Linked DNA regions of Mus musculus: region 2 is linked to region 1. A link is a loop called in an ENCODE intact Hi-C map of the cell type or tissue named here. Cell type or tissue: left cerebral cortex. All regions are shown on one strand. Links, peaks and the distances in the headings refer to the core of each region. The heading gives the core; the rest is flanking DNA. Region 1 overlaps Atxn7 (ataxin 7). Region 2 overlaps Gm11100 (predicted gene 11100).

Region 1 (15,445 bases), core at 2,614-10,613:
GAGGTTTTGGGTTTTGGTATCCTGGAATGGAATGCAGGGTCTTGGGCAGAATAGCTAAGTATTTATCGCTTAGCTGTATCACCCCACCTTTGAAACATCTTGTATAGTACTGTGTATCCCAGTGTTTACTAAATAGATTGTAAGAAATAGAAGGGGATCCTTGGCCACAAAACTTGAATTCATCATTTCCAGTAAGCTCATTTTTATACAACACTTCTCAAACACATTTTGCAACTGTCAAAGCAGGAGATATTTTTGTATACGGAAGATCATTTCTAAAGCTCTTTCGCCCAGGAATGTCTTTTAAAAGAATATTTTGGGAAAGCTTGTGTTCAGTGAGATATTTGATTGCAGGGGACTCTCAAGTCTTTCCCTGTACATCCAAGAACCACCGCTGCCCAGTACCTCTAGAGTGGGCATAGTGAGGCCGTTTGCTTTCATGGTTTGGCTTCCTGATAGTCAGGTACAGATGGTTGGTGCCTTACTGTCTGGTGAAGAAGTTTTATTTCCACGACTGTTGACAGGACCTGGGTCTGTGCACTTGGCAGGTAGGACTCAGGGCAGCAGCATGGGTCTGCTTCCTTCCTTCTGCTTCCCCTGGATGTAGAGACAGCGCTCCTTCTTGCACTGGGACCCTTCCCTGCTCTGATGAGCTCCACAGTCAGTGGAGGAGCGGAAGTGGTTTTGGTTCCTAGTGGCTGTGTGCACAAATGCCGTGAACTTCTGGAAAAGCAGGCTTCCAAGGTTGATTGGGCTGCCTGCTTTGGCATGCTCTGTCAAGGATGACCACCTCCTTATCCACCCCCTGCTCAGTAGCATGAACTCTCTGCCTTATGTGTTTAAGCCACCGTCTTGTCATGAGGCCACAAGTGACCTTGATTTTATGCTTTCCCAGTATCTACCTCTTGGGTGCTGGCATTGCAGGCGCACCATGGCTGGTTTTATGTGGTGCTGTGGGTCAAAACCCAGCCTTATGTATGCTCTGCCCAACTGAGTTACATACATCTCTAGCTCCATGGCCTGTTTTGAGAAATCATCGCAGCAATGGGGAAGATGTGTGTTTCAGTGATGAGCAGATACAACAGTCTTGAGGCAGGCAGATAGGCATATGGATTGGGACACAGCTCTCCCAGGCAGGAGCTCTGTAAGTTGATTTCTAGGCAGCTTGTCCCCACAGACCTTCATATACTGGGTGAGCTTAGCACCTTTCACCCAAACAGGAACTGCCCTATTTAAAGCAGCATTCTTGTCCCGTTACCCTTTAGTTGCTTATTCCAGTAAACGGGTGTCAGTAGAGACAGAAGGTGAACCTAAAACACATCCCCTGTAGCTCCTGGGTACTCTGCGCAATTGTGGAGTTTGACCAATGCTTTTTCTGGAGCATTGCCGTGACTCAAAAGCCATCTCAAGCTCCTGTGACTTCTGTGCACCCTAGCCCTGTATTGGTCTGGGAATGGCCTGGGGTGTCACCGAAAGGTATTTTTACAGTTCAGAATGTCAGTTCCCCTGTCTCCACATAGAGTACTCTGTTATTTTCTTGAATATATTTACTTAGCTTTTTAGAGCCTTTAAAAAGAGAAAGCAGTTATATTGTTTCAAGACGTTCAGATGCTGCCTGTGGAGGAAGAATTTCCCCCCAGGATTTCAGAAGGCCTGGTTTTTAAATCTCAGCCTCACGAGCCACCCAGTGGCTATCGTCAGTTACTGCATCCAGTAAGCAACCTACTCTTGAGTCCCACGATCCACCTAGTGGCCGTAGCCGGAACTGCATTCAGTTAGCAACCTACTCTTGAGAGCTAGCCTGGGTACCTTGTGGAGATACTGATTCTAGGAATTCACATTGTTACAAACCTCTCAAGCAATACTTGTGTGTCTCACAAGGATAGAGCCAGGCTTCTTATCGTGGGATCCACATTGCAGTCTGTTAGAGAGATCTGAAAATTGACTAAGGTCTGTGTACTCTCTTGAAATTTCCTGTATCATAAGGATCATTACTTGGCTCCTGAGATGGCATCGTCAAGCTTTCGAGTGGTTGGGATCATGGCTTGCACCTCTGTCCAGCTGTTACCACCTGAGCTTTAATGCTACTATCAGGCTTTCTAGGTTTTCTTGTTCTTTTAGGCTGTCACATTTTTTAAATTTTTTTTTTTTTTAAACTCAGAGTTAAAATAAAAGGGAGAGCTCCTGTGTTTGACTCTCCAGATAGGTTTCTCATCCCCTACTGAGTACTTTGCCCAGGCGTTATGAACAAAATACTTTGTTATAACACTCAAACAAGTCTGCTTTGGATTTGTCTCCTGTGCAGTGTCCTGGCCGGTAGTCACAATCTGCCTGTTGATGAAGTAACTCGTTCTTGCTTGAATCCTTACAGTGTTTGGATACTAGATTCTAGGCCGTATGGGTAAATGGTACATAAGACGTCTGTTACAACATCTGAAAAGGAGTAGATGATTTACAGTCACATATTAAAAGTCATTTCCAGGTCTACAAAGTCTATCACCAGGGGCCTTAGACAGATGCAAGCAAGGCATGGTGTTCAGTGCAGACTTCTTCACGTGATGAGTTGAGAGTTCTTTCATTGTGGCTTGTGCTTGAGGCTTAAGAAAGAGTGCTTGCTAAGTGTCAGCAGTGGAGGTCTGAAGCTAGGGTTGTAGCGTGTGAACTCTACATAGACAGAGTATGCTTCCACGTTCCCCAGGAAGCATAAAGAACTGGAAGGAGCAATCCATCAGGACTGAGTCTGTGTTTTTAGATTGATTGATCTTGGTGAGAATATGTTTCTCAATACCAAATATAAAGGGGTGCCCATCCAAAACCATTCATGGCAGCTGTGATTATGGGAAGTATGTGTGACCAGCTTTGGTAATTCTCACCCATCATATCTCCTTTTTACAGGAAAATCCCACCAGTGCCCTGTACCACATCACCTGTTTCTGCCCGTGTTCCTCACCGGACAAATTCTGTGCCGACATCACAAGGTGGGATCAGCTACTTAGCAGCAACCACTGTCTCCGCGCCTCCAGTCCTGCTGTCGTCCACCTGCATCTCCCCAAATAGCAAATCGGTACCAGCTCATGGAACGACGCTAAATGCACAGCCTGCTGGTTCTGGGGCGATGGACCCTGTGTGCAGTGTGCAGTCCAGACAAGTGTCGGCTTCATCCTCACCCCCCTCCACGCCCTCGGGCCTCTCTTCCGTCCCCTCTTCCCCTCTGTCCAGAAAACCTCAGAAATGGAAACCTAGCAAGTCTATAAGGCCCAAGGAATCTTCTGCTCTCAGCACTAACTGTCACAATGCCAGTAGCAGTACCAGTGGTGGCTCAGGAAAGAAACGCAAAAACAGTTCCCCACTGTTAGTTCCTTCTTCCTCCTCTTCGTCATCCTCCTCCTCCTCCTCTTCTCATTCCGTGAACTCTTTTAGGAAAAACTGTGTGGCTCACTCTGGGACTCCATACCTGTCAACAGCACCATCTTCCCACAGCATCGGCCTCAACTGTGTGACAAATAAAACACACTCGGTGAGCCTCCGGCATGAGCAGGCAGGGCGGGGTCCCGCTGGTGTGAGCTCTGCAGAGCCCATCAAGAGGATGAGTGTAATGGTGAACAGCAGCGACTCCACTCTCTCTCTCGGCCCATTCATCCACCAGGCTAGTGAACTGCCTGTCAACCCACACTCACACACTCCTCTAGACAAACTCATAGGGAAGAAAAGAAAGTGCTCTCCAGGCTCTAGCACTGTTGGCAACAGTGGCAGCAAACCCACAAAGGTTGCCAAGTTGCCAGCTATGAACAACGTCCACATGAAACACACAGGCAACATCTCAGGGGCACAAGGATTGACGAACAATTCCCTCCTCCATCAGGTAGGAAGTGGACTCTGATCTGGACGTGTTTGTTGCCTCTTTCTTGGGGACTTTGGCCAGTTCTGAAAATTCTGGTTGGGTTGGTTGGTTTGCCTATAATGGATGCCCAGCTTTCGTGGTAATCTTTAACAGAGGAGAGCCCATGTCCGTGTGAAGGGGAATCTCCTCCGAATGTCCAATGCCTTGCAACAGTGTTCCTGAGTAAGCGTCAAGCAGGAAAGGTTATGCAGAGAGGCAATATCCTGATGCTGTTAGAGATGGAGGCAGAGAGCATTGTCTGTCTGCACAGACATTCCAGGCTGAAGTCAAACTGACGTAGTAAGCAACAATGACTTAAGACAACAAAACAAACAAACAAACCAACAAACCAACCTTAGGATGCGTCTCCTCTTGAGCAGTTCCAGGCATTCTGGTTAACTCGCACCCCTTTCTATTTTCAAGAGAGTTAGGGGAGAAGATTAGTGCCGGCGTGGCTGGAGCTTGACGCCTGTTCCGAGTGCATACTTAGAAGACAGTATCGTGCTTCCCATGAGCGGGAGGTGGCTAACTGGGTTCAGAGTAGTCGTGACTTCTTGTGCTGTGTCTTGTCTGTTCCTGGCTTTCCATTGGCTCCTTCTGACTGTCAGTCACACAGTTCTGTGTTCCAGCCTCTTTTGCACCACTTCCAGCTCATCTCTCATCCTGTTATTTCATCCATCAGGATATCTTCTCTCCTTGCTTACGAACAGGAATTGCAGAAGCAGCACCCCAGAGCCCTGACTTAAAAAGTGAGGCTCTCTTTTATGTTATTTTCCCTTTTCCTCATCCTCAGAATTTAACTGCTTAGGGATTTTTCAGAAAATAAGAAGGCACTTCCTATTGTAATTTACTTTTTTTAGTATTTATGTGAATTGATAATGTCAGAATTACTGGGGGAGATAGCTACTTATTTTCAAACTGGCTGCTTGTGTTGGCCTTATTGCAAATATGAACTTTGCTCTTAGTGTGTTTTGTAGTTACTCATAGTTATGATTCATGTAGCAGAAGTACAAACACAGCAAGAAACAATATACTCATCCCTCAGAACTGCCTCTGAGTGTAGTATCCTCCCAGGAGAGGGGGCAGCATTGTACCCCACCTTCATGTAGACCGTTACACTTGTGTTCACCTTACTTCTCCTCACAGGTAACTGATGGGAATGCTGAAGGTTGAGGTGGTCGTTCTAGACAGCAGGGACTAACAGTGCTTAGGGAGGGTGGGCATGGGTATTGTCCCACGGGTATGTAGCAGCTCTTTCCTGTCTTGTCGCCAGTTTAAAGAGAAATTGCAGAGCTGCGCTCACATGTGAATTTTCTCTTTACCACCCCCACCCCCCCATTTTAAAAGTCAGCTACAGCTTACGTACCTGTTGGACAATTTGGGTCATGATCCCAAAGTGTTTTCCTTCTGCCTGTTATGATAGGGTTGGAGCTCGTCTCCAAGAAGACCAGGTGGTCTTTAAATTTAGGTTCTGAAAATCAATCTCAGCTCAAGATTACATTGTAGAAAGATTTCCTCTGTTGAGGATGTTTTTGTTTTTGTTTTTATTATTATACTTCACAAATCCTAGGAACCCTGTGGCTTCCAATCAGAGGACATATGTGAACCTTACAAGCTGTTTTTCAACTTTATCTGTCAGTGGGAGGAATCTTACAGCTGCATACAAATCTCAGAACTCATGACTTAAAAGTACTTTAAAGAATGCTATCCCTAAAACGGCATGATGGCACATGTATTAAATCCCAGCATTCTAGAGACAGAAGCAAGCAGGTCTCTCAGGGCTACACAGAGAGACCCTGTCAGAAAACAAAATAAACACTTTTTGTAGAGAAGTAGAAATCACAAGTTTGCTATCTCTTGTGGAGGATACTTGTGCTTGGATTGGCTAGTCTCTGAACAGAGAAGTGAAGTACAGAGCCCACAACATAGCAGTGTGTAGCCCCTCCCTGGCCTGCAAATCCGTTCTTGCTTGGCTTCTAGATTTTAAATTACCCCGTGGGAAGGCCAGAGTTCTCTCCCTATGCTGTAAGCAGTGCCTTGGGTTTAGACCTCCAGACCTGTGTGTTAGCACATCGAGTTTTCTGAATTAACAGCCTAGAATACCTTCAAGGACACAAGTTTAAAAAATGAAAACAAACAAAAAATTCCACCTTAGATTAGAAGGAAACCGGAGGGCTAGACCTCCACACAGCGGCCTCTTGTTGCCCGTTTGTTTTTGGTTTTGTTTTTGTTTTTTGAAAAACAAAGCTTCAGGCTGGTCCTGTAATGGCTTTCCCCGACCCCAGCAGGTCAGGGAGCTTAGGTACGGGATGATACCCTGGTGTAGAGTCGGGAGCACTGCATCCAGCCACTTACTTATGTATCTCCTCATCCCTCTGTTTTGAAAGCCAAAGGCACGACCCTGACAGCTGACAGTACCACTGGAAGGAATAATCCAGACATTTTTGAAGACAAGCTACGCCTCTGCTCAGCACTCTGGACTCCACGATGCCTTTGAGTCTCTTTTTCTAACTCCTGTGGGCCTTCAGGGTAACCTCTGGCTGTTTGACAAGGATTTCCCGAAGCTGTGTCTGTAGCAGTGAGTACAGGTAAAGAACACTGGATCACCTCAGCCACCGGATTGCTCTCAGTGTTAAAGTGGTCTGGACTGCTTGCTCCCAATCCGTGAGAAGTTTGTGTTTGTATTGTGTTTTGTTTTGTTTTTTCATTTGGAGCATATCATGGAGTCACTCTTGAAGTAGATTGGCTGGGGAGGATCATTTCTGTAGCCTTGCCTTCCTTTTTCTTTGCCATCTGTCAGTCAGGCTCCAGAAGGTAGGCACCTTAACTGGAGACTGAAGGCCTCCAAGGAAAGGGGAGTGAGCTGCATCCTGAGAGCCTCCTAGAGGATACCTGGCTTTAGAGTTTTATAGCGCTGTTGAGGAATAGTACACTGAGATGTTTGTTGGTCAGTGCGTCATGACATAGTAGCCCCGCACCTTTTCAGTTAATTTGGGATGAGAAGCTTATCAAGTTCTTCAGACGTGAGGACTGGCTCGAAGCTGCTGACGCCTGGATATTAAGTTTAAAGGATCTCAGAAGCTTAGTTTTTATGGTACAAAAGCATGTGTGATAGAAAGAGAGAAAGAAAAAGGAAGAATGAAGAAAAGAAAAATGGAAAGAGAGACAAGGAAAGCAGTTGGTGATGAAAAGCCAACTGGGACACTGGATTCAGGGAGGTGAGAAAATTTTCAAGTGAGGCAAAATTTGTAGGATTTCCAAAGAGCCTGACTTGTCTCGCTGCTGTGATTGTGTTGATCAGTGTGTCAGATTGGGTCATTGTCTTACTCGGTCTGCTTTTTGAGATTTGCCTTTTTAAAAGTTATTATCATGTCCTTAAAATTTCCAAGGCATTACTCCCACTTCCTCTTTGACTTAGTGTTTGAAGAAGTAAGTGTGAGTCTGTGCTTCCAGGCCTGCTGCCTGCCGTGTGTCTGTCCCGGCTTCCTGCCAGTCCAGTCGCTGGTTGTTTGAATGCAGGTGGGCTGAGGTGGGGATCCCCGAGAAAGGGTGCGTGCCACGGAGAGAAGCAGCTCGCAGAAGGGGGGGTGTTTACTAGTGCTCACCCTTCTCTGTTGTGACAGTGACAGCCATCTGTCTTCCTTTAGTGAGGCTTAACGCCCTCCTTAAGATTTCTCAGTGCCCCACTCCCAAAGAATGTTTAATGTGTTAACACATTGCTTGAAAAGACGTCTGCCAGTGAACTTGGGCATGATTTAGGGCCGGCCACTGTAACACCTCCTGCTCAGAGGACCGAGTCCTCGGGCTTAGGAAGAGTACAGCAGAGTGGCCTACAGGACAGCCCCCAAGGCTCCTAGCCCTGTCCTGGCCAGTGTCTGGGCATAGCCTTTCTCTACAGTTCTTAGATTACAAACTTGAGATTCAGGGAATTTCAGTCAACAGCAGGTAGAATGAATACATACTTGGTTACCAGCCTAATAATGTGAATTGCTACATTTACTCTTATTATGTAAGAACACAAAGACTTTATGCAGATACTTTAACTGTAAATTAATGGAAATGTTGAATTTTTTAAGGAAGGGAAAACAAAATCTTATTCACTTATTATGCAGTCAGTCAGTGAATGTTTGTTTTAAAGATGATACTAGAGCAGCTCTGAGGAGAGAGCCCAGATGGGCCAGTGTGGAAGTTAGGAGGCTCATCTGGTTGTCTCTCCTAGTGCTGGGCAAGGAGGAGAGGGAATCCAAGCTCACACAGTCATTACTCGATGACAAGTGCAATGGGGTATGGGGAAGATTTATTTTCAGAGCCGGGACTTGATGGTTATAAACAAAGTTGCTTTTAATGATGGAATTTATAGACAGATGTTCCAAAAGATGTGAATAGGAGCCACAATAGGAAGTTTATTCAGAATAAAGTAGATACTTAGGTTAATGAGTGTTATAATTTGATTCCTTAGACTGGGACTTTAATTGAACTTCATTATATCTCCAGGAAACACACAGAGCCTCCGGATTAGGAAAAGCCATTTTTTGGATTTTGCCTGCCACAAACAGACATATTCTAAACAGTGCTACTAAAGTTTAGACTGTTCAAATATTTTATTTTCTCTGACAACTACTTTTTATGATGATGAACAATTAAGACCATTTAAAATATGGGAGTACAAATATTTTTTTGAATTTAATCTTAACTTGCAAAAAACAAATTTGCAGTGCTTGGGTTATTTCTAGACAGACTTCGTTCGGTGTCAATTTAAAACCACCATAATTTTTTATATTCTTTCCAATAGAATTCATAACAGCTTCTGCAGTTTTCTTAAACTACAAAAAATAAAATAAAAAATAAAAAATAAAATAAAAGTGCTGCAATGATGAACAAAGAATTATAAAAAAACCTACTTTTGTATCTTTATTTTGGAATTTCTTGTTCTATTATAAATATGGAAGTATCCCTATTTCAGAAGACATATTTTGTTAAAAATGAATTGTACATATTTAAATAAGTATTTTTGCACAGGTCTTTTTTTCTGATATCCTGTTTTGGTACAATTGAGATCATCTAGTATTTATTTATTAATTAATAAAAATAAATACCTTTTTATAATTTGAAGTGGTTCACTGCCAAGCCAGTAGTTTAGAACCTGCCTCCTTTACAGTTAAGGGATGCCTCTGTTGTGTGGGAGTCGCTGTCCCTTTTAGTGTCTTGGGAGTGGTTTTATACAGATGAAGCGGGCACGGCGTCTCTGCTGCCTGATTTCCAAATAGACTACATGGAGCTAAGTGACACACTGCTTTTCCTTGTTTAGTGAGTGTGTGAGTGTGTGTGTGTGTGTGTGTGTGTGTGTGTGTGTGTGTATGAGAGAGAGGAGAGAGAGAAGGGGGCAGTGAGTGTTCCCACTTGCCCGCTTGCTCTCTGAGCACACCCGTGTTATTAGTATATGATGTGGTTTAAAACTAATGAGGAAACAAACAAAACACACTGAAAGTGCCTGAACCTAGTTTAAGCTCAGACAGACATCTTTAAAGACTTGAATGCTGAGTTGAACTTTTGGAGTTTGCTTTTTCCACCTAAATATTATTTCTTAAAGTTTTAGGGAAGAAGTTAAAAGCCACCAAGACTGGTGATTTTTATAAGGTATTTTAAAATTGAGACCTTTTGGTTCACAGTAATTTAACTGGCAATGGACTACCCAGTGCCACCAAGGGTTATAAACTGTTGTCAGCCAGCAACTGTTTTGTTATTCACAGTTTAAGATAGGATATTTAAAATATTTTGTATTAAAAAATACAAGAAGTACCTCTGAGAACATTGAAAAAATGTTTTAATTTGAAAAACAAAAAAGTAACTTATAAAGGCAGCTGTCTTCCTGTAAGAGTTCTGTTGCCAATGGACTTCTTCATGTCTCCATGCTGTCCTGGGTTGGGGAAGTTAGGCTTTGAAAAGTGATTGTTGAACGTTTTACTGTTTAAGAGAGTAATCATTTTTACATCTTATGTAAGACATTGTACGTTCTTCAGATCACTTAGGTGAGCACTACATACTGTCAGTGAATGCAGGGCCTTGAAAGGAACTTTTTTTTTGAGCTTGTTCATTAAAGCAATCTCCTGTGTTAAAATGTGTGGCTAGTTTGATCCATGTGTACCCATAATCCAGAGCGTCTCAGCTGGACTGTGTGTGGCTGCTGTGTAGAAATGAACAAATGTCAAGCGTAGAAAATGACTTTGGATATTTAAAGGAGAAGAAATATATAGTCTATTTGTTTTATAACAAGTTTCTGTAAATAAAATAATTTATACTATTTATAAGAAAAAGTTGTGTTTTGCTTTATGAGAAATTAGTTTGTTACTAAATGGGCAATAAAATTAGGACTTGTCAATAAATACGGCTGGCTGCATGCGTTTCTGCCTTGTCTAGTACCTTTCCCATCAGCTTTTCATCAGGCACCCTTTGCTTTTCCTTCCCTCTACTAGAGTCTCAGTTCTCTTGAGACCTTACAGTGTTCCCATTCTTGGGCAGAGAGCTCTGCCTTGGCTGAAATCGGTCCCCATGTAAGCAAGACAGTGTTGTATCCTGGCCTGACTCTGTATGTGCAGGAAAGGGAGGAGTTGGTAGTACAAAGACAGCATTCGGCTTCAGCCTGCTCATTTGTGAATTTGACAAATTTTCAGCACATTTTTACCTGCTAGAGAGGTTTTAAATCTGGAGCTCATACAGTCTTTGATTTTTTTTTTAAATTCTCTCCACTTACTATACATACAAATGCACTTTAGTTATATTCAAGGTACATTAATTGTATCTATAAAAAATCATTTAAAAATTTTTTTGGTTGTTGCTTAAAGGAAGCAACTCATTTATATATGAATTAGCCAAACTGGACTGACCCCTCAGTGCCTCATGAACTTCCTTCTCTGATGGCTTAACACGATGATCCAGTGACAAATCTCCTTGTGGACACATCACTGTCTTGGGCCATAAAAAGGGGGCAGGGGGCTTTCTTACTGCCTCTTTGCAAGTCATCCGCCCTGGATGGTAAGAAGCCATCTCAAGGGGCAGAGGTAGCAGTTTTGGATCTTGCCATATGGGATCTTACTGGCAGCAATGGATGAAAGTACAAACAGGATAAAGGTAAGATGAAATGTGGGAGATTATTCATGAAACTTGCTGCATAGAAGACACGGATGGAGCTGTGAGATTGTTGCTGTCATGACCCTTTATTCTCAGGAACATAAAGAACAAGTTCATACTGACTTGCAGATAACCATTGAAGCCCAGAGATTCTTCCTGGGTCTGTGCATCTGACACCTAGGTTATTGCAGCAGCCCGGAAGTCAAAGACAAATACTCTTCCCTATTTCTGACCTTGTTAGGCTCTTCAAACAGGTTTTTACTTTACAGTTCCTAATCAAAAGGCTGTCCATGGGGCTGCAAGGTGACCCACTGGGAACAGGTACTTGTTGCCAAACCTGAAGACTTGAGTTTGATCCCTATGATATACATTATAGATTTATAGACTCCTCCAAGCTGTCGACACATGTACCATAGCAAGCATGCATGTTCTCTCTTATACACAGAATGTAATAAATTTTCAAAAGCGGTCTCTTAAACTAGTCTCTTTCTGGTCTAAGAAACTCTTGATGTTCTTGTTGCTGCAAGCAGTTCACTAAGGTGTTGGTTTTGTAAAGCTGGTTATTGGTCCTTGTTACCCTCATTTAATACAGCCAAAGCTCCTGGGCTAAAGTGGAAACTTAGTCTCATGGTGCCCCATCGGGCAAAGTAAAATTCTCCCAGGAGAGGAACCTCAAATACTATGAATACTTTTGAAAATATCCATCCCTGCCAGTTCCCCCCAGAAGCTGCTGCAGAGAGAATTGGCAGGAGTTTGGGGCAGAAGTAAATTGCAAAGCTGCTGCTATGACCCAGGTAAGCACTGCTGAGTTCCTTCCTCTGCTAAGCGGGAGACTAATTCTGGAGATCTTCCAAAGACCTTGATGTCTAGTTAAGTTGATGAGATTTTTGAGTTTTCACCTGTAACCTGCGCAGAAGGCATGGCGTGCACAGAATGACATTGGCAGTAGAAATGGCGAATGTACTGGGGAAAAACAGATTTTAATTAGAGGTTAAAGAAATACTTGGCTCATTTTTTTTAACACAGGTTGGTGACGTCACATCTTCACATACAGGGAAAACAAACTCGCCAAAATGGGCCAGGTCTAGAATCTGGGCATGAATACATACAACTTAGCTTGACACTGAATCAGTTACTCTACCACACTTGCTTATGATTAAAAAACTAGCCATGATTGCTTAAAAATTGTGTGGTGGCCTTATTTTTTTTTTCCCTTAGAATACATCTAAAAAGGTCCATGCAACTCGTGATCAGCATGTAAGTGTGTGACACTGAATGCCTCCTTTGCTTTCCCAGCCTTAGTTTTCTGTGGGACATAATGCAGGAATTCCTGTAGTGGCATCAGTATTTAAAATGTAAAAATCAAAAGAAAGACTATCAAAGCCAGGAAGGATTAGTCTGTATAGTCAAACTTAGGTTTGTTGCAGTGTGTAAACTGTTAGTTGTTAAAACTCTTGGTCAGTTTCATGGCATTGGTTTAGACGACTTCCGCTTCTGTTGACATTCTTCACAGAAGCATGTTTCAAAGTGGATCTGGACTTTAGACGTCTGTAGAGTAAAATGAACCTCAATATTTTCCAGAGATTATAAAATAGAATCAAAGATGAATTTCTCTAGGAGTAAGATGGCCCAGTCATAGGGAGCTGGGCCTAGAACTGGCCATGTCTGCTTAATGTGGGGTGGAACTGTTTTTTTCATGTCTTGTAGCCATATTTCAGAGGTGTCAGGGGTTAGAGGGCTCAGCTAAGTTTAGTTCCCAGAACTCATAACCCCCTGTAATTCCAATTCTAGTACTTACCACAGGCCTCCTGGGGGCACCCCATATATATGTGGCACACTCACGTGCCCATTTGTGCACACACACACACACAAATGTTTAAAAAAAAAAAAGAGTTGGATTTTGGTTTTCAGCTCTAAGCTGAAACTTGAAGAGTTTATTCAGAATTTCTAAGTAATCTTAAACTATTTAACAGGGCCTCCAGTTTTGTATCCATGCAAATGGTGAACACAAAACCATCACCATGTTATTTGCAGAGACCTGTCCTTACACTGCTCTAGGCAGTGGGCACTTTTTAAAAAAGTAGTGCTACCTAGAGGTGCCTGGCTTTCTTTCTCAAAGAGCCTTTATTACTTTTCATGAAAAGAAGAAAAGTATTGATAACCCTTTTTGAAAATAGTTAAAACTGAGCACATTTAAGCGAGGAGGAGTGTGGGCAGAGCATTCTCTGACCTTAAAAGCCATAGTTGTCTTTCCAGCAGGCCAAGTCAATTTCAAGTGTGAGTTGGAAAAAACAAATTCTTTTTGAGTTAATACAGAGAATTCTACTAAATTTAAAAGGGCATGAAGTTTTTTTTTTTCCTTTTATTGAATATAGTTCTTTTCTCACATCTTTTTAAAAGTATGTTATTTTTTTAATGCTCATTAGTGTTTTGCCTGCACGTTTGCCCTTGTTAAGGGTGTCAGAAGCCCTGGAAGCAGTTGTAGACAGGTGTGAGCCGCCATAGAGGTGCTCTGGTCCTCGACCCCCACATAGTGTGTAGCTTGATTAGGGCTTCCCTCCCTTAGCTACTCAGTCTCTCCTTACCGCCCCTAGCCACGCACTGTGTCTCTCGTTAGAAAACAGATCTCTAAGGGGCAAAAGTAAAACATAAGACAACAGAACTAGAATTGGACAAAACAGCAGAAAGGAAATGGCCCAAGAGAAGGCACAAGAAACAGACGCCTTTGTCTACACTCGGAGTAAACTGGAAACCATCATACACTTCTGCAGAGCCTGCCACTCTTCCCAGTCTGACTTCGGGAGCTGTCTTTATGTCTAGTCAGTCCCCCAACCCCTCTGGCTTATAGAAACTGGCTCTCCCACAGAGATCCCGAAGCCTTGAGTGGGAGGGATTTGCTTTAGTGCTGAGGAACAAGCACAGTTCTTACAGAGACTGCACTCAGTGACTCATAGTTCTTTCACTTCTAAATATATTTTATAATTACTCTTGACCAAAGGCCAAGAAGAAATCAATCAGGTAATTAAGACATAAATCTCTACCTTGTTGTTTTTAAATACTTTAGGAATATCCAACAGGCTGCCTCCTTCCTATCCAACATCCTGGAGCTGCAAGAAACTACTTTCAAATACAAGTCTGGCAATACATAATATTACCTATACTGCATACCAGGGACCACTCTTTCTGAGGACATGGTCTTGACTTTGAAGATAATGTAATATTTTGTCATGATTTTCCATCCTATTGTAATGATCACTGCAGAGTTTTTCATGGAGAAATGCTGAATTATTACCAATTTCCAGTCAGGTGAGATGTGTTTTCATTCCTATAAATAAACATGTTCTTAAAACACCAGGAACTTTTCTCTGCCCTCCCTTGCCTTTTATGGTGAACTCATGGTTTGCCTCCATCAGGATGCTTTAAGATAACAGTCACCTTTAACTCAGGGCTTCCGGGATGGATCTTCACCTCATTTTCTTTTAGCCTCTCCTGTCTCACTAATCGTTTAGCAAATCTTGTCGCCTCTACTTTGTAAGCACTCAGTACACAATGACATAACAAAACACTAAGTCCAACCTGATCATCCTTCGCTCAACATGTCCCACTTGTGTAATTCAGAGTTCCCTTCACAAGCTGTACCCCTCCCTTTATATGCTTTTATATTTTTATAGCACTGACCTCCCCTCCCCGACTCCCCTGCTTACAAGGATCAATTCCAAAATAAATACTCATTTTGCTAATATTTCTACAGGATTTTGAGAATCTGTCTTTAGCTAAGTCATATTCTGGCGTCCAGTTCATGCAAGCTTCTGTGAGGGAGAATGTATTTAGTTTTGTAAGATTGCAAGAAAAACTTAGTACTTTATCTTCTTTCATATTCAGTGGGAACACTGCTGCACTGTGGTTTGGAGCACCCGGAACCCTGTACTTTACACCAAGAGAGAACGGCTCTATGAGCTCCCTTCACTTGCCAGCAGGCAGAATCCTGGTGACTAAGTCTCACTATAACCTCCAGATTGTGGACCACACAGATAGATAGGTAAAAGACAAAGAGCATTTTTCATTAATAACTGAAGCGGCATTAGTGGACCCAGTACTTAAAGACATGTATGTTTAAGAAAAAAAATTAAACAGAAAGAAACAAATGACATATTTATTTGATGCTGTTGAAGTGGGCACACAGTGAAGAAGTTAGAAAAGCTTCCAAGTAACGTCTGTAAAGGAACACGTTGAAAAGTGGCTTTACATGTTAATTACTCTGGATAATTTCTGAACCCTGTTTAGCAGCAAGTCTCCTTTCTTGATGGTTTCTTGATACTGCCAGTTCTTGCTATCAGGTCTATAAATAAAGTAAAGGGAAAAAATGAATTATTTAGCAGCCATGTGATTCCCTGACGAGAGGTAACCTACTTGTACACTCAGGCACTTAAAACTACC
Region 2 (15,445 bases), core at 2,925-10,924, 150 kb before region 1:
CCATTACATGTGACAACTATGTAGAGCAGAAATCCTAACACCAGAAAAGCAAATCTGTTTTTTATTTTCAATCCAAGGAATAAAGTTTCCAAGGCAGTAGAGCTGCATATAACACCATCTGTCCACAGCGGTGTTATATGCAGCTTCCTAACTATTTTGCTTAGGAAGACTGTTTGCAACTGTGATCTTGACATAGTCTTTTCTCCTCTTCTTCCTCCTCTTTAAGCAACAATACAGCTTGATGTTGTAGAAGCAGAGACAGAAGAGGTAACTGGAGGAAATGGGCTTCTCCGCGCCAAGAGAACCACCAAGCGATTATCTGTGACATCACTTCCTTCAGGGCTGCAGAAGGTAAGGTGCTAGCATCAACTTGCTTCGAAAGACCTACATAAATTGGTTTCTCTGGGTGTCTTCATTGCTGTGAAGAGACACCATGACCAAAGCAACTCTTATAAAGGACAGCATTTAATTGGGGCTAGCTTATAGTTTTAGAGGTTCAGTCCATTATCATGGCAGGAAGCATGGCAGAGAAAGTGCTGGAGAAGGAACTGAGAATTCTACATATTGATCCAAAGGCAGCCAGGATCTCCTCTGCATTGGCCGGAGCTTGAACATTGGATCTCACAGCCCATACCCACAGTGACGGACTTCCCCTAAGAAGGCCACACCCATTCCAACAAGGACACACCTAATAATGTCACTCCCTGTGAGCCAAGCATTTAAATATAGGAGTCTATGGGGGCCAAACCTATTTAAACCACTGTTGGAGTTTGTCAAAAGACCCTCACACACAAAAACCACAGAGACCATCATTGATGCAAACTGCATGAGGATTTTTATTGATCCAACATGTTGGGGACCCTCCTCTCAGCACACATGCCAGAGGAGAGACCCAGAACAAAGAAAGAACACACTTTATATACCTTGTAAGGGGCAGATTTGGGAAACAACATAGCTGGTTCATTCTAATTGGTGTAGCAAGTAGCCTTTTCAGGCATTGGTTGGTTTGCATAGTGACTACCTTTGGCCTAGTGACTCACTTTGTTTGCCCCCATGGTAGGTTATTATGACTTGGTCAGCAAAGTAATAGTACATTTTGAACTTATGGGTCAGCTATTAACGTCACAACTATCGACAAGGTCAAGGTGGCTTGTGGTTTTTGTTTCTCAGAATTCAGTGTGGGGCGAGGTAAGGTGATTTCTCTGGGAGCTGCTATCTTGTTATGGTTATTTTTCTGAGAACAGTTCATTTTGTTTTGGCAGCTGTAGACTCAGTCATTTTGACTGTTATGTTTCTGAAAGTCCCTTAGGAGGGGAAGGGGCTAGGTGGTCTTGAACTTATTTTGGATATTACACCACCACACTGTGTCTTGACAAAACCATTTTCTAACTTCATTCACCCAGAGTAACCCCGTGCACCCTCTGCTTGTGCTTCCAAGAATTTAAGGTACAATAAGGGTAATTTCCAGATCAGATCTTTCTACTTCTGAGTTCAAATTATTCAGCTCTTCCAGTCTGCCCTACATTAATTTGGACCTTTGTGAATACTCAATGAATTGTTCAAAAGTTGAGGTCACACAGTAGGAATGTGGCTGACCTAGATGCTATGTGCATGGTGGTGTTGCCCAATTACACCCACAAGGCAGCTCATAACTGTGCCAGTCCCAGCGTATCTGACACCTTCACACAGCCATATATGCAGGCACAGCAATGGACATAAAATAAAAAATTTTTAAAAATTGGATGAGCCGGAATCTAAACGAAGGATATCTTTTTGTTTTGTTTTTTGTTGTTGTTTTGTTTTTCTTTCCTTTAGGATAGGGTTTTCTTGAGTTCCTGGCTAGCTTGGAACTCATTCTGTTGACCAGAGTGGGCTCAAACTCAGTGGTCTGCCTGCCTCTGCCTCCCAGGTACCACCACACCCAGGTATTTTATTTTTATTACATGTTTATTTGTGACGGGGCTTTGTACAACATGTGAAAAGTTTTCCTTATCTGTCTCTCTCCTTTTACCATGAGTCTTGGGGGCTCTAACTTAGGTCCTCAGGCTTCGGGGTACCTGTCCCCACAGATCCATACGGCTGACCCTTATCTTTGGAGAATATGAGACCAAGGTGTTCAGATTAAGGCCTAGTATTTTTCTCATGTTATTATTTATTTCTAGACAGGGTCTCACTATACAGTCCTGGCTGGTTCTGAACTCATTATGCAGACAAGGCTGGTCTCAAATTCACAGAAAAAGTGTATGACATTACACCCAACTTGGTTTTGTACTTTATTTTATTTTTTTTTAGACAGGGTTTCTCTGTATAGCCCTGGTTGTCCTGGAACTCACTGTGTATACCAGGCTGACCTTGAACTCAGAAATCCACCTGCCTCTGCCTCCAGAGTGCTGGGATTAAAGGTGTGCACCATCACTACCAGGCCCAGGGTGTTCTAATTGCTTAAAAAATTCAACTCAGAAAATGGCTGCAGTTCTCTAAGGCAGGCAGTCATACTGCCTCACTTTATGGATGACTCTGGGACTTTATTAATTGATGAAAGTGAGGGGGAGAGTCAGGCTTCCAATAAAGGCTGAGTGCTCCCATTCATAGTTTCTCCCATTTTTGTTTTCTTTCTTTCTTTCTTTTTTCTTTTTTGTGGTTCTGGGAATTGAATTCATGCCTAACACATAACGATCACATACTGGATCAATGAGCCAAACTCCTCCTCCCTCCCAGCTCCATTGTTAAATACTGTGTATTAAGTGTACAGTGTGATAGCCACCTGTGACAATACTAATTTGAATGGATGGAATTAAATATGTAGTTTCTCAGATGGGGTGGTGATGGCAACACACACCTTTAATCCCAGGAGGGAGAGGCTGGCAGATTTCTGAGTTGGAGGCCAGCCTGGTCTACAGAGAGTTCCAGGACAGCCAGGGCTTCACAGAAAAATGATATCAAAAAGCCCAAAAGTTCTAGTTTCTCAGTTACAATAGCCACTGAAGTACCAATAACCACATGTAGCTAGTGTCGTTTTGTACAGTAAACCACAGATAAACAGTTCTACCCTTGCAGAGGGGCAGAAGTTTCCATCAAATACTCTTGACTGTCACTCTTAGTACACAATAGTAGTTTTGAATTTTGCTTCTGAGTTATCAGGTGCCTCTATGTTCTAGGCTATTCCTGGGTTTACAGATTACAGGGGAGTCTTCTCATTGTATAAATGGCAGTGGCAGGAAGATGAAAATTTTTCGCTATAATTAAGGATTTCTAGGTACCAAAAGTAACACCCAGCTTGGTTTTGTATTTTATCAGAGGTTAGCACTTGGTTATATAGGGTTTTAACTAGCCCTCAGAATGCTCCCAAAATTATGTATGAATCACTTGCCCAGATTTTAAAAGTCGGACATTTCAAATAAAAATGTTCCTTTTGAAACTTCCTTTGGAAAACAGGAAGCTTCAGAAACAGAAACTTGTAGGGTTGTAGAGATGCTCTCTACAGAAGGCCTGTTCTGTTCGGGCCACTCATCCTCACTCAACCTGGTTGACTCAGCACCTAACTTTGCAATAATTATCCTGGGAAAGCACAGCAACACTTAGTAACCACCAATTACCGTAGATGCTTTAGAATCGTACTTAGCATGATGCGGTGCATACCTCTACTCCTGGCACTCAGGAGACGTGTGTGTGTGTGTGTGTGTGTGTGCATGTGTACCCAGACTGGGGCACATGGTAAGTTCCAGGCTTGCTTGGGCTTATATGGCAAAATCTGGAGTCAAAATAAAAACCCAAAGACCCAAATGGGATCTTTAGATGGATCAGGGCAAGTTCAGTGTGGGTCAACTAGCAGGCACTCAATGATGGCTCTGAGGCTTTCAAAGTGTAGGGCCTAAACATGACCTCAGAACCACTTTCTGCACAGCTGATCAAGTACAAGGGGAATGGAGAGAGGGGCCAGCAGGTTTCAGCACCCAGGAATGAGTTCCCACAGTGATGTTATTGGGGCAGGTACTTGTAATCAGTAAACCAGGGACAGGGGTAAAGTGCCAAGCATGGTCAAGAAGAATCCAGGCAAGGCTTCTTTATTTCTGGACTGCCATGGAGGTAAGAAAACCCAGAGACACAAGAAAAACTGAAAACTGGATTCAGTGTAATGAGTTTTTTTGTGGCAATGGCCCGTGTCAACCCAGTGTGCAATGTGTTCTGCAGGCTGAACAAACTGTTGTCTTTTCCAATGACTTGCTTTTTTCCCTGACACTGTCTATCCTTATGAACCAAATAATCTCATTTCTCTGCATCCTATAGAACTCTTTAAAGAGTACTCTGGGCACAAAGGAAATACAGGGTGTGCAGAGAATATGAATATGAATTTCAACTGTTACCTGGCAAACAATGACTTATCAAGAGAATGTCCGAGGGGGGCTACTGGTTGCTAGTGCAGAACTGACACATATCTTAATGGCATGTTTTGCATTTTGACAATAGGCACAATATTCATCAAAAAAGAGACCACACTTCCCAGCACTTAAAAAGAAGAAGCGGAGCATGGAAGCCATTCTCCAGAAATCAGAGCTGACCGTAGGCAAGCTTCAAATGCAGGTAGTGGGCAGACTCGCCTTTTCTGTCTCAGAAGCTCCCAAGGCCAGGCTTAACTGAACATCTTGCCCTGCAAGACAGCAAGGCGTGGTACCTAATTAACAAGTACCATTAAGAGATACTTAATGTCAGTGGGGGGTGTCTGAGAGTGGGGAAGGGACTGCTAAGGAGAACTAGGATGACACTGAGTCATATTAAACGAATTCCATTAACACAAGGCACACACAGGCTTGAGCAGAAATGAGGTCGTCTTAACCCCTGTGTGGTAAATCTGTTTTCAAGCTCTGTTTGCTATAAGCTGAATTAGAATTCTCCTTTGGCACTCTCAGAAAAAACAAGCACATCTTTGCTTTCAGCAGTTTCATTTCTTTGTCTCTTTGTGTCTATCATAGGTGGATGACCTCATAGAAACAGTGACTGACAAATCCATGAAGCTTCTGGAACAAAGGCACGCTGAGCTTAAGCAGTGTGAGTTTCTAGGGGCTGAGATCCTTCAGTCTTCGAAGCAATTCCAAAGGCTTTCCAAGAGAACCACGAGGAAGTATAAGCTGCGACGAGCATGCTTCCCATGCACCTGCTGCTGCTGCTGCTGAGTTCCCAGTACACAGCTCAGCTACCAAGGGGAGGGACCCTGCCTCAAACAGGGTAGACAAGCAGCAGCCAACGCTACCATCTGAATCTAGCCACATGCTACAGCAGGTGCACGCCCTCACACATAAGCATGCAAACATATGTACCATGTATGCATGCTCCCAAAGAAGTATTTTTTAAAAAGATTCTTTAAAACAAAATGATAGAAGAAGCATTTACCAACCACATTCCTCAAGGACTAAGAGAGAGCTGTAGAAAAGCAACACAGATGGACTGATTTCATACGACAGCCATTCTTAACAGTGTGAAAGCTTCCCCTACAATAGACCCACGCCATAAGTACTCATCATGGCCCTCTAAGGCCTACTCATGGACTCCATTTTCTCAAGTTTTACTAACATCTTCTAGAAATCTATTCATTTTCTCATGTGTATCCCAAACGCCATCTTAGATAATCCTTACCTGGTTCGCTAAGGCAAGTGTTAGCAGTTACCTAGAGTTTTGAATGAGCACAAAGATCCACCTTGAGACATTTTATTAAATATTTTCAGATGCTGATTTCTATGTTTAAGGATAAAAATGTATTTAAAAAATACATATATATGGGATACATTTCCGTTCTGTGAAGAAATATGAACGACACATGAATACTTGAAAGCAAAGTACTTCAATGCTGAAGTTGAAATATCCCAAAAGTACAACACACTGAACCCAGGAAGCCCATGCAGCTATTCGCTGTCCCTGTAAATGGCGACGGTCAGTCCATCTATGGCTTAGGGTCTGCTTCCATGGTGCTTTCTTGAGCTTCATCCACCTCTGACAGCTTGTCATCATCTGTAGTTAAGAAGACACAGAACCTTACTCCATGTCACCTACATTTTGTGCCTAGTAATGCATGAGAAGTTTTATTTTGCATTAGCAAATATGGTTATGTATGCAGCCCCTGCGCAACCCCCACAACGTAATTGTTATAGTTGATTATTTTTACATATTATTAAGAGCATATAATTTGTGTGATAGATTTCATTAAAACCAAAGAACTAAAATCTAGGTCTTAGCCTGATTAAAAAAAAAAACAAAAAAAAAAAAACCAAACAATCAGACATCAGAGAACACAGAAAATTCTACTTAGTTACAGTCACAAGAAAGTTCAAGTCTTTTTCTCAATGTGCCCCCATTTGCTAAGCATGCAGGCAGCGCCTAGCACACCAATGACTTACTGTAGTCTGACCCTGTCCCCATTACTCTTAAGGTTTTCTTTTTTTTGTTTGTTTTGTTTTGTTTTTCGAGACAGGGTTTCTCTGTATAGCCCTGGCTGTCCTGGAACTCACTTTGTAGACCAGGCTGGCCTTGAACTGAGAAATCCGCCTGCCTCTGCCTCCCAAGCGCTGGGATTAAAGGCGTGCGCCACCACGCTCAGCTTGAAGTTTTCTTATTACTAGACATATATGCAAAGCACAAATGACCACAAAAAAAATCATTGCTCTTCTGTTTGTATATATAAAGTTCAACAGATGAGGGTTTTCTAATGCCATCCAGATATACCACTCGATTCTGGAGGTAGACTCTCTCAGCAAAGGATTCCCCAATCATTTAAAATCTCCATAGGCAGTAACTTTGGAATGTTTTTTCACTTACTCTCCAATGTCTGTTGAAGTTCATGGATGGTACTAAGAAGAACGTGAAATTGTTTCCGTCTCAATTCCAGCTGTGTTAAGAAGAAAACAACTTATATAAGTTTGTCTCTAAATACACATACACACATACAAACAAACATGTAGAGGCTAACATATATATTCAAATACCTTATCTTCAACACTTTCTTTAATATGTGAGAGATGCTCTAATTCTTTGCCCAGAGCCTCTAGCTCCCTAGGGGGACAAAATAAAACAAAACAATGTCATATTTTGCTACTTAAGGGAAAACTTAAATAGTATTTTGGCCACAAAATAATATTCTGTAAATAAAAGGGTTTTGAGAGATGGCTCAGCACTTAAGAGCACTTGCTTCTACTTCAGAAGACCAAGGTTCTTTCTATTCCTAATACCCACACAGTGGCTCACAACTGTCTGTGACTCTAGTCACAGGGATCTGCTGCCCTCTCCTGGCTGCCATGGGCACCAGGCATGCAAGTGGCACCCATACATATATATGTATGCATAACACCCATTAAAAAAAAAAAGGAATCCAAGATTTTGAAACTGAGGATGATTTCCTAGCTCCTAAATTATATTATAGATACAAATTTTAAAATAACAAAATAATATAATTTCATAATTTATTTTAGACATATCTATTTGTATCTCTAAATAATATACAGTATTAGTATAAAATATTTGACGGAGTTTTTAATTTTCATAAATGATGTTTCAGAAAGTGTCTTTTCATTAGTGTCTTTTTTTTTTGTTGTTTACTGTTTGTGTATCTTCAGTGGTTTTAAAGATGTGCATGTAGCATAATCTTTATTGGTATTCAATACTCTGTTATCGTAAGAGAATAAAATACACATATCCATTTCCTCTGGGGGTACATTCCACACATGTTCTGAACCAATAGGGAGTGACCCGGAGATGGTAAGGCAGCGCAAGACCATGTGATACTAAAGGGTGATCCTCCCTCTGGGTGGTGGTGTTTATCTGAGAAGGTAGTGTGCAGTGTAGTTCTTCAGCACTGTGTTTGAAGGCCAGCTCCCGGTAAAGCTCTACACTCACTTCAGTGTCTCATGCCTGTCTGGGTGATGCTGGATCACTTTGGCCAAAGCGTCATATTCTGAAAGACAAGAAAATATTTGCCAAATTAAGGCACTTTTTAAACCTGGGTTATCAAAAAGAAATGTGTAAATGAAAATAACTCTTATTCACTTTCTTAAGGAAATGAGAATAATGTGGTCTTTGCACATGCCTTTGATCCCAGCACTTGTGAGGCAGAGGCCACTGGATCTGTTCGCTCCAGGCTAGCCTGATCTAAATAAATAGCAAGTTTTAGGACAGCCAGGAAAAATTACACAGAAACATCCTGTCTTGAAAAAGACCAAAAAACAAAGCAAAAGCAAGAAAACAAACCAAAGCAAAGCAAATCCCTCAATTCAGTCATAAGTATGTCATAATGACCTCATGTCCCAAGCAGGGGTCCTCACTCTCACTTCCGGTGTTCCAGTCATGTGACAGAATGAGAAGTGGGCAGCAGTGCACACAAGACTTAGGATCACCATCAAATGACTGATTCAAAAGTTCTTAACTTCCTCACACCCTCGTCAAAACAAACGAAGAAAATACATCTTTCTGGACCAGTTTCATAAATCTTAGATTCTATGAATCTAAGCTATAAAACCTCACATTTATCAAATAACAGCATTTTCTATTTCTGTTTAGTTTTTCACAATACTGTCATGGTTATTCTGTCTGTTTGTCTGTCTTCCTTTCTCTTTCATCTGTCTACCTATTTAATTTAGAGCTAAGTTTCTACTAGACCCAATTATGATACTCACTGATTGATTGATTGATGAGAGGTAGGTTTCCACCGAACCCAGGCTGACCTAGAATCTGTAACCTGCATGCCTTAGCCAAGTGATGGCAGTTCAAGGATGTGCCATAACAAACACTTCAAACACTGCTCTTTATCTTTGCCCAATTCATGTAATAGGCGCAATATTCCTACTATTAATTTCCACTTGGCAGTGGTGGCGCATGCCTTTAATCCCAGCACTTGGGAGGCAGAGGCAGGTGGATTTTTGAGTTCGAGGCCAGCCTGGTCTACAGAGTGATTCCAGGACAGCCAGGGCTACAGAGAAACCCTGTCTCAGAAAACCAAAAAAAAAAAAAAAAATCCAGGGCTAGAGAGATGGCTCAGTAGTTAAGAGGATATACTAATGTGTTACAGAACCCAATTTAGTTTTCAGCACTCATGTGTAGTTCACAACTGCCTCAAATCCAGGGATGAGATGGCCTCCATGGGCACCTGCTCTCCGCTGTACAGAGACACATGTATGACATTAAAATTACATATGTTTATTTTATTTTATATATCTGTGTGTTGGAGGGCTATGGCACAGTGAGGGACTCACTTCTCTTCTTCTACCACGTGGGTCTTAGGGCTTAAGCTCAGGGCGTCACGCTTGGTGGCAAGTGTTCTTGCCCACTGGGCCAACTTGCTGTCTCTTCACTTTAACTTTTATTAGGTAATTCTGTAGATAACATTTGTTTGCTTTGTGAATAATAAAAAGTTAAATTTCTTTTCCATTTTCTTTTTCTGAAAGTAGTTTCATTAAACTAGCAAATAAACACCTCAGTCTGTCATATTGTTCACATTTGGAGATTAACTGTAACACTGCTTAGGAAAAAAATCTATAGATAGTAAAAAATACTGAAATATTCTTGGATAAACAATAAAACTCATCAGAATAAAATCTTTTTCATCACACCTTGCCTTCTCTATGTTAAGTAACAGAGATCTAAGTATAAGTGTAATTGTATTTTCTGTAAACTGATTCATGTTGCAGAATTTACTTTTCAATATTAAAAACTTTATGTAACTTGAAATCAGGAATAAAATATCTGCAACCTAAATCCTTCAAATTCTTACCTTGTCGATTTTTTCGTATTCGTTTTGCTTGAAGAATCTGCTTTTTACACTCAGCAATTTTTTCATGTGCTCCAGCAATACTACATTCTATTTTTAAAAAAGATAGTTATAATAACATATATAATCTGTGCTTTTAAATAGACATTCCACTGATAACACAATAGACAATGGCATTCTAAAAATATCTACAACACGAAGTGCTGCATGTTATTATTCAACACTGTGGCTGCTGACAGCTGACTCTTAATTACTGATATTTTACTTTAATCCACATATTGTTATCAGATAGCTTTAAACCACAAAAATACAATTCCAGAAAGAATTACTATGTTTACCTATTTCTTTGTATATTTTTTCATAATTTTCCATTTCTCTGAGATTCATATCATATACCAGCAATGTTTTGCCCATTGAAAATTCACACTGGGACAGAGTGCTCAGCATGCGTTGGTACTGGCTATACCTATGAAAAAGAAAAAGGGAATCAAAAGGAATTGTACACTAAACCAAGTTCTGACAAAATTGCTTAACTTAGAACAGCTTAGAACATCTACTCTTACTATTTTCTTTGCTAGAATGCTGTAAGTGAATTTATAAGTTGTTCTGGTTACAAAGGCAAAATGAGACTACTGTGCTCATCTCATCTAAGCATTCGTCTGCATCTTAAATCCAACTATATTAAACCCCAACTATATTTTGACTAAGAGTTTCTTCAGAATTCTGTTCTCATCATTTTCATACTTAAGCAGAAAGTAAATCCAGCAAAATTAGTATAAAATTAGTATGTAATTATTAGAATGTGTGATGGTTTGTATATTCTCTGACCAGGGAGTGGCACCATCTGGAGGTGTGGCCTGGTTGGAATAGGTGTGTCACTGTGGGTGTGGGCTTAATATTCTCATGCTAGTTGCCTGGAAGTCAGTCTTCCACTAGCAGCCTTTGGATGAAGACATAGAACTCTCAGCTCCTCCTGCACCATGCCTGCCTGGATGCTGCCATGCTCCCACCTTGATGATAATGATCTGAACCTCTGAACCTGTAAGCCAGCCCCAATTAAATGTTGTTTTTATAAGACTTGCCTTGGTCATGGTGTCTGTGCACAGCAGTAAAACCCTAACTAATACAGTATGTAATTATTAGTATATAATTATTTTGCAGCAACTTAAATTTAACTTAACAAAGAAAAAACCTTCCTTTGCTAAAAGTAATCAAATTATTAAGCCTTCATTTCTTCTTTTACTAATGTCCTATCTGCATATTATACAAACATAAAGGAGACCTCCAAATAGAAGAACAGAAAAAACAAAAAAAAAAAAAACAAAAACAAACAAATAAATAAACCAAACTTCTGATCAGTCTAGAGGTGGCCGCACTGGACAGATAAGGTAAATTGAACTATTTAACATGGCCTTAATAAAGTTCCACCAGGATACTGATACAGAAGCGTCAGTGGAATAAAGTACCCTTCCTCTTGGGATCCAGAGTTGCACCATTTAATGAAGCTTTTCACGAGGAGATTAATTCTCCGATCATCCCCAGCACCATCTCCATCAATCAGAAGACGTTTCCGTATAACTTCGTCTGGAGGAAAAAAGATGAATGAGAATTAAAACGAATATTTGGTTCTGAGCAACTCTCAAGACAACAGTATATAACTACTCATTTGCTCAATGAAAAGAAAATTACTGAAAAATAAATACATTTAATGCCATCAGTTGAGGTGAACACAAAAATGATAAATTTTACGTGCATCTTGACACAATTAAAAATCTTTCTTCTATTTTTCTCTTCAAAGAAAAGTGATTGTCCAAGGTATATCTGCCTGTCCTAGGGGCTGAGGTCTTAGGTAAAACTCTACCCTCACAATTGGCATTCTATGGGTTGTTGAGAGGAAATTTTCAGGTATATCAGAAAGGCTAAGTCAATAATTGTTAAGAGAACTACTTTTGAAGCAAAAAAAGAAAAAAAAATGAAAAGAAGAAAAAAAAGCTGTCTAAAGTAAAGGAAGCCAGAACTGTGCAGATCTTCAGCTAAGTAAGGCACTGACAGAAAGAACTGAGAAAGTTTCCTTCCATGTAGTATCAAGTTACAAAAAAGAGTAACAGGGCAGAGAAAAAGGAAAAGATTCATGAAGTAACACAATTTCCTTGTTAAACACTCCAAAACAACACTGTCTCATCCTTTCTGAGAGCCAGTGCAGGCTGACCTGCAGTTCACTGTGCAGCCTCTGCTGCCACAAGATGGGATAACAGGTATGAGCCTGACTTCCGGGTCTCATTTTTTACACCAATGCAAAGAGAAAATAGAACATAAAAGTAGTGCAAAATGATGCTGAGAACAAATGGGGTTCAACCAGCCTGAGCTAATGTGTGTGTGTGTGTGTGTAGTATGTATGTATGTATGCATGTATGTACTTAATGTATGTGAGTGCATACATGGTCACTGTCTTCAGGCATACCAGAAGGGGGCATCGAATCCCATTACAGATGGTTGTTAGCCACCATGTGGTTGCTAGGAATTGAACTCAGGGCCTCTGGAAGAGCAGTCAGTGCTCTTAACCATCTCTCGAGCCCCTGAGCTAGTGTTCTTACCAGAACCAAGTAGTGCTGGGCTACAATCACAAAGGCAAATGAAAATGGAGAAAAATCATTTCCTTCTACCAGATCATAACTCAGTAATCAAACTATTGCCAAGACTTCCATCACTGTACTTACTGTTACACGTGTACACGTGGATACAGTTAATCATGTTACACATGTAGGCGTGGATACAGTTAATCACGTTACACGTGTAGACATGGATACAGTTAATCATGTTACACGTGTAGAAGTGGATACAGTTAATCATGTTACACATGTAGGCGTGGATACAGTTAATCATGTTACATATGCAGACGTGGACACAGTTAATCATGTTACACGTGTAGACGTGGATACAGTTAATCATGTTACACGTGTAGGCGTGGATACAGTTAATCATGTTACACATGCAGACGTGGATACAGTTAGTCATGTTACACGTGTAGACGTGGATACAGTTAATCATGTTACATATGCAGACGTGGATACAGTTAATCATGTTACACGTGTAGGCGTGGATACAGTTAATCATGCTACACCTGTAGACATGGATACAGTTAATCATGCTACATATGCAGACGTGGATACAGTTAATCATGCTACACGTGTAGGTGTGGATACAGTTAATCATGCTACATATGCAGACGTGGGTACAGTTAATCATGCTTGAAAGGGGTATACTTATATCCTGCCCCCAGAAAAAGTATTTTGAGTTTTGACCCAGGCTCTCTCTATGCTGAGGAGGAGCTTACTCTGAAACTGCAGCAGAGGCTGGAATTACGGATATGCAGCACCATGCACAACAGACATAAAGAGATGTTTTTGTTTTTGTTTTTTTTTTTTTTTTGATAGTAATGCCTCTAACATTTATTCTTTTTTTTTTTCCATTTTTTATTAGGTATTTAGCTCATTTACATTTCCAATGCTATACCAAAAGTCCCCCATACCCACCCACCCCCACTCCCCTCCCCACCCACTCCCCCTTTTTGGCCCTGGCGTTACCCTGTACTGGGGCATATAAAGTTTGTGTGTCCAATGGGCCTCTCTTTCCAGTGATGGCCGACTAGGCCATCTTTTGATACATATGCAGCTAGAGTCAAGTAAAGAGATGTTTTTAGCAGTGTTGTTTGCAGTACAATGACTACAGACCTAAACATTGAGGCTTGTTAAATTATGATGCATTCAAATAATATTAGGAGGATAATGCCAAAACAACCTCTTTAGATAATTAAAGTAACTTCTGAGAAGCAGAGGATGTTGTCCAATGTGTAGAAAAAAAAAATTCAGAAAATATCTCTGGAGATAATCACAGGTAATGAACAATATTAATGATTGTTTCTGATAAGCAGATTACAGATGGAAATGAGAGATGATTTTCTTAGATACTGTTTTATCATTTTTGTTTACCTTCTGGGTTTTCACGTTCTTTTAAACTCAGTTCATTATGCTTTGAATACAAATGTAAAGGATGAATACTCCTGGAGATCCTCCATGCGTCAACAGCAAAGTCTCTGACAAGAGCTCCACTGTGAAAGCATAAGGGTGTAAGCACGAGTGCAGTGGGGACAGGCCCAAAGGACACCCTTAGCAGAAACCTTTAGAATAGCTTTCTTTGAAACGTTGTTCAAAGTACAGATTTATCTGATCATCTAAATGTGTTTTAAAAATACTAATGTTTTCAAGCTTTAATTACCAAACAACTTGAAGAGATCAAGGTAAATAAGACATAGTCCTTAAAGAGATTAAAATGCAGAATTTCTGAGTACACACACACACACTCTCACACACACTTCTGTCACACACACATTTTGGGACAAGGTCTTGCCCTGAAATTTGCTGGCTTCAAACTCCCAGAAGTTGTCTGCTTCGGTCTGTCAAGTGCTGGAAGGAAAGGCACACCTTGGGCTGGAGACAGTTCAGTGGTTAAGAATGCTCACTGCTCTTCCTGAGGACCCGAGTCCAGTTCTCATCACCCACCTGGGATGTCAAACATAAATGCAGAAGGAAACAGAGAGGGACTAAATACCTCCAATATTAAGTCTGGTAACTAAAAATATTTAAACTATGCTTTGTGACCATGCCAGCTGTACACTTTAAGTTCTGTGCATCATTACATAAGAATGTAGTATTACTATTTATAAAGGTTTTGCAAAATGTGCACAAGTCAAATAAACCAAATCAATAGCCCCAACCAACTTAACCTCCTCTGGTAGCTCGGACTATCCTGGCTCTGCCTTAGTCTCCTAATGGCTGTTACAGGGCTGAGGTACCATGACTGACTGACCAGAGTCTCTCTGTGTCGTCTTGGTGGCCCTTGAACTCACAGACACCATTCAGCCTTTACGTCTGGAGTGCTGGGATAGGAGGCGTGAGTCACCACACCCAGACTGACTGCACTATTTTGTAATTGGGTTTGATGCCTACAGAGGTCTTCTAAAGATCAATTAAATTAAGATCAACTCAATTAAACACTAACAAAGACTAGCACTTATTTTCATTATCACAGCAACAATTACTCGTACAAAAGGTGTGAGCAATTTGTACACAAGATGTGAGTGAATTCTGAGAATGGGAAGCCTTGCACTTTTGGTGTAGAATTAGCACCCATTCAGCACACTGAGGTGTCTAGTTAGAAGGACATACACCTCAGAGGAGGTAGAATTTGACTGGCTCTTTATCAGTCCATTCCATTTTCTCACCTATGATGCCCAGTGCTGGGGATGTGGCTTAGCTCAGTGGTAGATTACTTGCTTAGCATGCAAAGGGCTCTTGGTTCAACCCCTAGTAACATGCATATACACATAGTGACACACATGTTACTGATATCTATGTTCCAGCATCTCTCCCTCTAACCTTCCCCTGAACCTTGCACCTCATATTTGCTGATGGCTTATTTAAAACTGACTGCAGTTCAATTTTCTTCCCCCAAAGCAAAGGAAGGGGCACTTAATAGAGACACACTTCTCCATAGAGAAGTGGAAAGAGGTTACATAGAGAAGTGGAAAGAGGTTAGCAAACAACTTCTGTGTTTAGGAATATTTACTAAACTTTAGTATGTATTTGATTCAGTACAAAGTCCTTTATAACTTTTACTACATTTCATTTTCAAAACACC

Evidence for each region. A loop is a pair of places that touch in the nucleus more often than their neighbours do. Peaks named below come from ENCODE experiments on the same cell type or tissue, not always from the same donor. Only the 100,000 strongest peaks of a DNase experiment are listed, where the experiment ranks them.
Region 2: it touches region 1 in a loop (4-fold over the local background); 5 of 42 quality-filtered maps call a loop at or near these places.

What each region holds. Positions count from the first base shown.
Region 1 is chr14:14,097,040-14,112,484 of GRCm38, forward strand. Atxn7 (ataxin 7) reads left to right here. Exons shown (of 12, transcript NM_139227.4): 11 at 2,896-3,862; 12 at 6,268-10,263. The coding sequence ends at 6,285. Psmd6 (proteasome (prosome, macropain) 26S subunit, non-ATPase, 6) reads right to left here. Exons shown (of 8, transcript NM_025550.3): 8 at 15,146-15,347. The coding sequence ends at 15,251. Among named protein-coding and RNA genes, the nearest start is that of Psmd6, 16 kb to the right of the region's middle. In left cerebral cortex, for the core only: no CTCF peak of the experiment used is centred there; a DNase peak (open chromatin) is centred at 7,389.
Region 2 is chr14:13,943,325-13,958,769 of GRCm38, forward strand. Gm11100 (predicted gene 11100) reads left to right here. Exons shown (of 5, transcript NM_001370907.1): 3 at 227-351; 4 at 4,468-4,581; 5 at 4,971-6,234. The coding sequence ends at 5,171. Thoc7 (THO complex 7) reads right to left here. Exons shown (of 8, transcript NM_025435.3): 2 at 11,215-11,332; 3 at 10,087-10,214; 4 at 9,752-9,838; 5 at 7,882-7,939; 6 at 6,975-7,041; 7 at 6,808-6,877; 8 at 5,688-6,003. The coding sequence ends at 5,936. Among named protein-coding and RNA genes, the nearest start is that of Thoc7, 10 kb to the right of the region's middle. In left cerebral cortex, for the core only: a CTCF peak has its summit at 7,275 (motif pointing left); a DNase peak (open chromatin) is centred at 7,266.